Linked DNA regions of Mus musculus: region 2 is linked to region 1. Evidence: chromatin loops called from intact Hi-C (ENCODE). Cell type or tissue: left cerebral cortex. All regions are shown on one strand. Links, peaks and the distances in the headings refer to the core of each region. The heading gives the core; the rest is flanking DNA.

Region 1 (4,395 bases), core at 163-4,162:
GTATTCAACACTTCATTCAAATAGCATATGAGATTTGGGGGCTCCTCTCTAGTTCTGGAAGTGAGAGGCAGAAGCATGTGGATAGGGGCATGCCAATGGTGATGGCTCTCGCCATTTTCCATGATGGGACATAGCTTAGTATTTAGCTTAGATTAGGGTGGTGTATATTTAGAGGAATGAGACCACTTGGTATGTGTGGTTTCTCTTGCCTCCTAATTGCTTCCAGAAATAGACATCTCACTATAGACATACTCTACATTTCATCAAGATTACATCTTGTGCACTAGCTGGGCATTTTAAACAAAAAGAATAACATGGAAAACAGATTATTTGCCTTCCTGCTCTGTGGTCCCTCTGGCACGAGCAGAGCAGAGAATAGCACAATGTGTTTACTTTGAGTCTGATGGACGGGCCCACATTTCTCAGATGCCTTTAAATGGAAGACTCACTGGCCTGCTGTCCACAGAGTGCCTCTGACTGGGCTTTGGCCTGATGTACATCCACTCCGATGGGCAATATTTTGCTCCCAAGTACTGAGGAGGCCTTGTCATAACCTGTATCAAGAACCTTTCCTTCTGCCCCATACTGCCTTTTTCCTCTTTTGTCTACTGATGCTGATCCTTAACTCTTTGGATGTCTTTAGCACCTACTTTTCGATGGTTTCGCCTGCAACACTTCACTCGCTAGGCAACCACATCTCAAGCACAACTGTGATTTCTGTATATTCAGAGTGGAGGCTAAAGCAGGTATAACACTGGTAGGGTTGTGGAATTATGGATTCCAAAGAATTTGAGAATGCTTGCAAGGTGGTAGAAACTTTAGGGGGTGGGGTGTATCTAGAGGAATGAGATCACTTGGTATGTGTCTTTGAAGGTCATATCTGGTCCTTGACCCATTTCTCTTTCATGGCCTACCATTCATCATGAAGAACCTACTCTGTCATGGTCTCCTACTGTCATGACCAATACTGTACTACCCACTTTTGAGTGTAAGGTTGGAGGCCTAGGGATGAAAAGCTCTGAAACTAAGAGTTAAAAGATACAGTTTCTTTTCTAAGTTAAGTTCTTTGTGTCAGGTATTCTATCAAGATGTCAAAAAAGCTGACAGTGGGCTGAAGCAAGCACTGCCTGAGCACACTCACAAAGGATTAAGCAGAGCTGGGCTGCAGGGAATCGAACTCAAGACAAGAGAAGACAAAACAAAACAAAACAGTTGTCAATGAAGATGGATAACAGAGCATTAGCAACAAAGGGGAGCTTTTGGGAGCCATCAGAAGGCTTGACCCCCTGCCCCAAAGGATTCTGCAGGGTGTGACTCTAGTCCCAAAGGTTCTCCAAGAGCAACAAAGTCTCTCCCTAGGCATGAATCAGTTTAGTCAGTGTGGCTGGTTGCAAGGAAATCTCCCAGATACTATACTTTCCCTTTAGGGCTAACTCTGAGAGACAAGCCACAGACATCAAGCAGTGGAAAAGCAGAAAGTGGCACACAACAGAAGGAAGCAGCCAGCTTGGGGTCCTTTCTCAAACAGAAACTTGCATGAGTCATCACCTGGTGGTATTGGGTACTGGGTGCTAGGTGCTGGGTGATGCTTTCTTGAAGTCTACTGTTTCTTTCATAGCAACTGTTCTTGAATCTTGGAGTTGCTGGAAGGATTTTATTCTCAAGGAGAAAGGCTGTAGAGCTTTCTGAGGGTTTTATAGAAGGGATTTGTGGCACACACGCTATTTGCATAACAGAGCTGACAACAGCCCTGAGAGGTGGTGCTGAGAAAAAGTCTCTGAATGAGGCTGTGAGAACAGTAGTGATAAATACTATGGAGCCTGTGTTGCTAAATCGCCTGGTTCATGGGCTATGCTTAGTAGCTCTTTGATCTTGGGTATGTTATTTAAATCCCCTGAGTTGCTTTTCTTGTCTGAAAAATGGGAATAATAATAGAACCCACCCCATGGGACCACTGTAAGAATTAAATTGGCTAGCCTAAAACAAAGGCACAGAATAGCATAAGACACACAACTGATATTCTCATATACATTGCTATGGGCCAGGCTCTTTTGTTGAGTATTAAGTGAGCATGCAGAGGAGACCAAATGCTGGCTGATTCAGAGTTGAGAGTAAGCTAAAAAGCAGGTTAGACTGGTCTGTGACTGGAAGCCTAGAAAATGCAAGCTTCCTGTCTCTTGTCAGCTCTGCAGATTTCTTTTCAGAGAGTGTGATGCATGCTTTTCTGGTTGGTTGTATAGACACTGGCATCACTCTTACACAGGAATAGAAAAGTGCTGTTTTATTTTATATAGAGCAAACAAACAAACAAACAAACAAAAAACAACAATCAGTATTTCCAGAAGTAATGTCGAAGGTGGATTTTATGATCTCACCAGCAGGAGGCGCTGTTCCTATGCAAATCATGTAGAACAGGCAAATTCATTGTGCCCCAAACTGTTTAGCATCATTTGATAAAAATTTCTGGTCTGTTGTTGATACTTGTGAATTCCAGTGTTGGCTAATAAAAATTCTTTTTCAGTTCCTTGCCCACAACTTCAATCTGTATGATTGCAACGGGAAAAGAGTAGAAAGCCATCTCCTAGAAAACGAGATGTCTGTTGTTCAAGGTCTATGTGTGCAGTGGCTTCTAAATATTCAAAGCAGAATTTAAAACATGACATTTATAGAGAATTTCACACTTACTTTTTATATTAACGACATGTAATTTGTTTTTGTCATGATTTATACATAGCATTTAAAATCAATCAATTTTTCATCACATGCAATTGAGTTAAATAATAATCACGAAAAAACAAGGTCAAGATTGTGTTGTTATTTTATGTCACCAGTTTGTTGTTCTCTGCTGTGAATTTGTTCTCTTGGCATAGGAATAATCAGAAAATATGATTTTCTAGTACTTGCAAAGTAATTGAGTAAATCAGTAGAATGCCTCTGTTACAGGAATATGATAAAGTTATTAAGTTAAAAATATGGGGCCGATATTACCTTCCCAACGGAATATTCATATATTCAAGGTGTTATTTGAATGAAACAAAGGTGCATTTGTGTGTGTGTGTGTGTTTTAATATGCTTTTTACCTTTGTGACAATTTTTTTTTGAGTCATGAAAAAGTAACTGAAGTTAATGAATTATTCATCCATTGTACCATAATGATCTTTGTAAGAATGAAACAGTTTGAGTGGATTTGGTTAGTTCTCTTTTTCCAAAACCGATGCTTCCCTGGAAATCTCTAAAGGGGATTTTGCCTATTAAATTTGTATCTTGAAAACAGGTCTGCAGCCAACTTTCAATGGTCACAAATAAACCACCATCTTAGTCCATTTTGTGCTTTCATAACAGAATAGCTGAGACTAGGTCATTTGCAATGAACAAGATTTATTGGCTCACATTTCTGGAAGCTAAGAAGTCTACTATCAATATCTAAATTAGCATCAGGAAAGGCCTTCTGCTGCATTGCCCAATGGCAGATGTCAAAATGGAGAACAACCCAGAGTTAAACTCACATTTTCAGAATGATGCCTAACCTATCCGATTGTGGTCTAATCATCTCTTAACGGGTTCACTTGTTAATACTACTGTAGCCATTAGACTGCAGCATACGATTTGGGGAGGGCAATATTCAGAGCACAGCAGCCACCCTGCAAATTTAACTTTCTTGGCAGCTGCTTTTAGGTTTTGCCACACAGAGGGCAGAATGATGTTTGAATTTCCTCTAGTGAGAGAAGCGCTTGCAGTCTAGTTGTGTCTGAGTATTCTATGCTTCCACACGAGTTTCATAAGATGCAACAGGCAGCTATGCAGAGAGGAAAAAATACATTTTTCTTATCCTTTAAAAGTTTTATTCATTCCTTGAGATGAGAATGTGTCTATGTGTGTGTGTGTATGTATGTATGTATGTATGTATGTATGTATGTATATATTTATTTATCTATTTATTTATATTTAAAAAGGGCCACACCTTGTAACCCTGGATGGTCTGGAAGTCACTATGTATACCAGACTCACCCTGGACTCACAAAGACCCACCTCTGCTTTCCTAGTGTTAGGTTTTAAGGCTGTGCCACTATGCCCAGCCTTATAATATGCTTTTAAATGTCAGTCCAAGGAAATGTGATATGTGAAACTCCAAGCCTCGTACACATCAGATATCAAAACACTCACGTAGAAATGATAACCTTCATGGTGGACAGTCGACTGTAAGCAATGTACTTGTTCTAGAAACAACACCTACTGATTTTGTGATGCTAGTTAACATTGTATCTGTATTTAGTCAGTTTTTCATCACTGTGACAAAATGCTTGCTGTAAACGACTTAAAAGAATGAAACATTTGTTTTGGTTCATAATCTCAGAAACTCAGTCCTCATGGCCCCAATGGCTCTGTTGTCCTGGG
Region 2 (4,395 bases), core at 203-4,202, 160 kb after region 1:
AGAATTTTATACCTTGAACTAGTTAGGGTTACTATTGCTATGATGAAACACCATGACCAAAAGCAGAGGAAAGAGTTTATTTGGCTTAGAATTCCACATTATTGTCTATCATGGAAGGAAGTCAAGGTAGGGGCTTAAACAGGGCAGGAGCCTGGAAGCAGGGGCTAACACAGAGGCCATGTAGGGGTCATGCTTACTGAGTTGATCTTCATGGCTTGCTCGGCTTGCTGTCTTGTAAATCGCAGGACCACCAGCCAACAGGTAACACACCCACAATGGGTCAGGCCCTCCCACATTAACCACTAATTAAGAAAATGCTCTACAGGCTTGTATGCCCAATGTTATGAGGGTATTTTCTTATTTGAAGGTCCTTCCCCTAGGGTAACTCACGTGTTGAGTTGACATAAACTCGCCAGTACCAGCCCATATCCTATTTCCTCATCCGTGTTTTCTCCCTTCTTGACTCACTGGATATTTAGAACATTTGGATTTTGCAGTTCTTCTGGAAAAATGATCATATATATATATATATACATATACATGCAGGCTCAGAAGTGCAGTCAAAGGATTGAGTAGCAATATGCCAAAAACACTCAAAAGGAATCTAGCCAAACATGAGGAGGAGGGCACTGAAGCAACCAGTCATTTAAGGGAGACACTTGAAATGACAATGAATGCTCTTTTAATAGAGATATTCTTACTGAGATTTGCTGCCAGGTCCAGCTGAAGTGAATTTTACTCATGTCTGCTATATTTGGTCATTTCCCAAGGGCAAACTCATTGCAATCTATTGGAATTTTAATATTCCCAAGGTTACAAGCCTTGTTCTTGTTTGTAGTAATTCTTTCACCTGTCCTGAAAATCTGGGGTGAATATTCTAGAATGAAAAGTCACTAAAGAAGGCATGGGGTGATGTTCTAATTATAAAATGGAAAGTGTTCCAAGCTGGGTAGAATTTTGTAGAAAGGGGCCCTGGGGACAGTTCAGGTAGAAACTGGGTTTGACAGATACTTAAATATAGACAGGAGAAGTTTTGTACATTTCTGTCTATCCAATTTTTTTAATGACAAGAACCCCTATTATGATACAAAGGACTGGCTTCTTTTTGTCCCACCCACTGCTCTTTTGTCCCTCTTTTCCCTGTTTTGAGAATACATCGTCTACTTTTGAATGTTATTTTTCTCTGAACATCCTAAACAGATGTTTTCATTTGCTAGTCTTTAGAGCATTTGGATTTAGTGGCAGTATCAATGTGCTTTCGTGTGAACAAATATACCTGTTAAACTTACTCAATAGGATCAATTCCCTATTCTGCAGTGAAGTGGGCAAAACTTAAATGCATATCATTCTTGTGGCAAGATCCTTGCCCAGGCAATCTAGATTAAGAGGCATCTGAAAAAATTTCCAGAGTCAATAACTATTTGAAATGCAGATCAATAGGTATAAGGAATGTCTGGGATAAGGTCCATTGGGCAGAAAGTGGGCTATGATTTCAGGAGCTAACAAAGTTATTTGTTTGACAGCTGGAGGACCTTGAGGGAGCCATCAGGCCCTCTTGATGGGTAATTTACTTCATTTAACTCTTACAATGCCATGGGCAACTCAGGAGTAGCCTTGTCCTAGAATTTAAAAAAAAAAAACTTTCTAGGATCTCTGTTATTTTCACTTTCCTTCCACAGTGCTCTGTTGCCTAAATGGAGTTGTTTTGGGATGACTTAGTTTGCTTTTCCCAATTCCCAGCATGCATTTTTAGTGAGAAACTGTTTTACTTCCTTTTTCCTCCAGGTCCATTCTAGATGAGCATAGTTGTGATATTTAGGGTGCTTAATTTGTAGCCTGGACCAACAAACTGTCTCTGGGTTGTGCCTCTGTCCCGGGCCCATGGTGCTGGATTCTGCAGAGCCTCCGCAGAAGCAAGAGGAATCCTCCCCAATTTCACAGGGAGGATGTATCCACTACTGCACTTAAAAGACAAAAGTACCCACCACCAATCACAGCATCCTAGACCAGGGGCCTCTTTGGATGCCAGGAGGAGGGTTGGGGACACCAAGGCACCTCCGGAGCGCCCTCTGGCGGGGAGCAGAGCGTTCATCCCACCCCCACCCCCCTCTGCCGGCGCGGCGCCCCCGCCCGGCGCTCCAGGTTCACTCTTGGTTTCTCACTCCGTGAGACACAGACGGCAGCTTTCTAAGCGAACCCGGCGCCAGCTGAAGCGGCGCCACCACAACTGCCACAGCCAGGACAAGCCCTAGGCACTGGGAGAGAAGACGAAACCCGGCAGCCCCGTTCCTCTCTCTGCACGGTCCTTGCAGTGGACCCGGCAGCTCCGGGTCCCCGCCGACCCCCTTTGCAGCCACTTGGCGGGGTGTGCCAGGACTTGGTTGCAGCTCCGGCGGGAGGTGGCAGCGGCCCGGAGAGAGGGTGTGCAGCCAGGACTGGGTAGCAACCCGAGAGCACTGGGCTGGGAGGAGGCGGCCGGAGCCCGCCGGTGTCTCCCGCTTCGTCGCTTCGCAAGCGGCACCGCCTCCCCGGGCCGGGGCCGCTTGGCCGGGTCCTCTGCTTGTTCCCGGGCCCGGAGCCCGCGCACTATGTGCGGGGCAGCGTTCTGATAGCCATCCACCTCCGCCTCCGCCGCGATGATTCCCCCCGAGCCTCCGCAGCCCCAACTGCAGCCACCACCTCCACCGGCCCCGCCGAACCATGTGGTGACCACCATCGAGAACCTGCCAGCTGAGGGCAGCGGCGGCGTGAGCCTGTCCGCCTCCTCCCGGGCTAGCATGCGCCAGAGGATCCGCAAAGTGCTGAACAGGTGAGCACAGGCTCCCAGTGGGGACACCAGGGACAGGCACTGCAGGCGCCTAGCCCGCGGACCCCTTTCTCCCCATCCGACGTGTCCCCGAGGTCCTTTGGCACTGGGTCCTAGCCAGGGGAGAGAGCCAGGGCTCGCTCTCTTTCCCTGCGCTCTCAGAGAGGCCGCGACAGCTTTGTCCTGACGCTGGGATCCCCCAGTGGTCGGGCTGCAGGCAGGTCCGGAGAGCGAGTTGGAGAAAGGCGGGGTTGTTCTACCTGCAGATGCCCTGTGTGTGTCCATGCTCACGCCTCGCATCCTCACGTTGTATCACTTCCCCTTTGCACTCTTATCCCAGCTTTGCGCTTTGGGGACACCCCCACCCCACCCCAACATGGCCCGGGCGGAGGCGGGAAGGCCCCGGGCTGCGGTGATGGCGTGGAAGTCGCCAACCTCACGCTGTCTTTCGCTCCGCCCTGGTGGCACTGATTCCCCTCCCCAGGGGCATAAGGTGAGGATACCCCCACCCCCAACCCCAGACAGAAGGGGAAACACTTCTGCCTGACATTTCACTCGCTGTGCAGACTCTTGATGGCTTTTGGAGTAAGAAAAAGAGGCTAGAGGCCTGGGCCAGACCTGAACAAAGTGCAAGATCTTGCTAGAAGGGTGTGTGAGAATCAGGTGCCTAGTTACTCTGCTTCACACTGCCCTGGTCTCTCTGCTGGAATCTACGTAGTGGGTTATTAAGGACAGACATGTTTTAGGACGAGGGTACTATTGACAAGAAAGTAGAATTTCCTGTAGTACCCTCATTCAGCTCTGATGTGAAAGGGAGTTTTGCTACTTAACTAACTTAAATGATTGACGAGCTGATAGACAAAATCCACACAGCCAGTTGTGAGAGTGTGTCGTTTTCAGGGTTTCTGTAGGGTAACCCTTCCGATCTTATTATTCATACAGGTTTCTGTGTGGTACCGTTTTCTGGTAACAGTGATTCCCTGATCACTCACTTGAAACTGTTTGGGTCATAAAGCTTTGCTGAGAGTACAAATATATGTAAAGAAATAACTTGAAAATATTTTTATTTGGTGGGAATGGTTGCATACAATTCAAAAATTCCTTGTTACGATCTAATGATCAACAATAACTTATTTATAGGCATTTCTACTACCAAACAAGAGTTCACTCTTCAGTGAGACATAAATTGGCAATAGAAAGTCCAGTTTTTACCTTATCATTTGTAGCTTTGGCTAACACACCCCCAAATATCGCATTTAAAAAGACGATTTTAAAATGATAAAAAGCAAAAGAAATAGGGAAGATAGTGTGTGTGTACTCTGTGAATACTTGCCATTTTAAAGTCGCAATATTTTAAACAGAATACAGTCTTAACTATTAAATTATTATTTTTCTCATCAAAGTAGAAAACACCAATGCTATCATTCACTTGTTATTTTTGAGGTCATTCTGCATATATAATGAATCCTATTGCCAGGAATGAATAACTGACAGAGGTAGGTTTGAAGGGACTTGGGCACTCCTTTGCCTCTACCTAGCCACAGGGCTTGCAGCAGAGACATTTATCTTCTCTGGTCTTAGGCTCTTCA

The links. Peaks named below come from ENCODE experiments on the same cell type or tissue, not always from the same donor. Only the 100,000 strongest peaks of a DNase experiment are listed, where the experiment ranks them.
Region 2: a loop joins it to region 1, with 2.5 times the contacts of the local background. A loop is called at or near these places in 9 of 42 quality-filtered maps.

Annotation. Positions count from the first base shown.
Region 1 is chr10:52,531,680-52,536,074 of GRCm38, forward strand. No RefSeq gene overlaps it. Among named protein-coding and RNA genes, the nearest start is that of Gm36065, 60 kb to the right of the region's middle. In left cerebral cortex, for the core only: a CTCF peak has its summit at 2,387 (motif pointing right); a DNase peak (open chromatin) is centred at 2,394.
Region 2 is chr10:52,688,361-52,692,755 of GRCm38, forward strand. It overlaps Slc35f1 (solute carrier family 35, member F1), which reads left to right and starts at 2,141. Exons shown (of 8, transcript NM_178675.4): 1 at 2,141-2,809. The coding sequence starts at 2,637. In left cerebral cortex, for the core only: a CTCF peak has its summit at 2,051 (motif pointing left); DNase peaks (open chromatin) are centred at 2,183, 2,797 and 2,961; H3K4me3 peaks cover 2,345 bases; H3K27ac peaks cover 1,594 bases.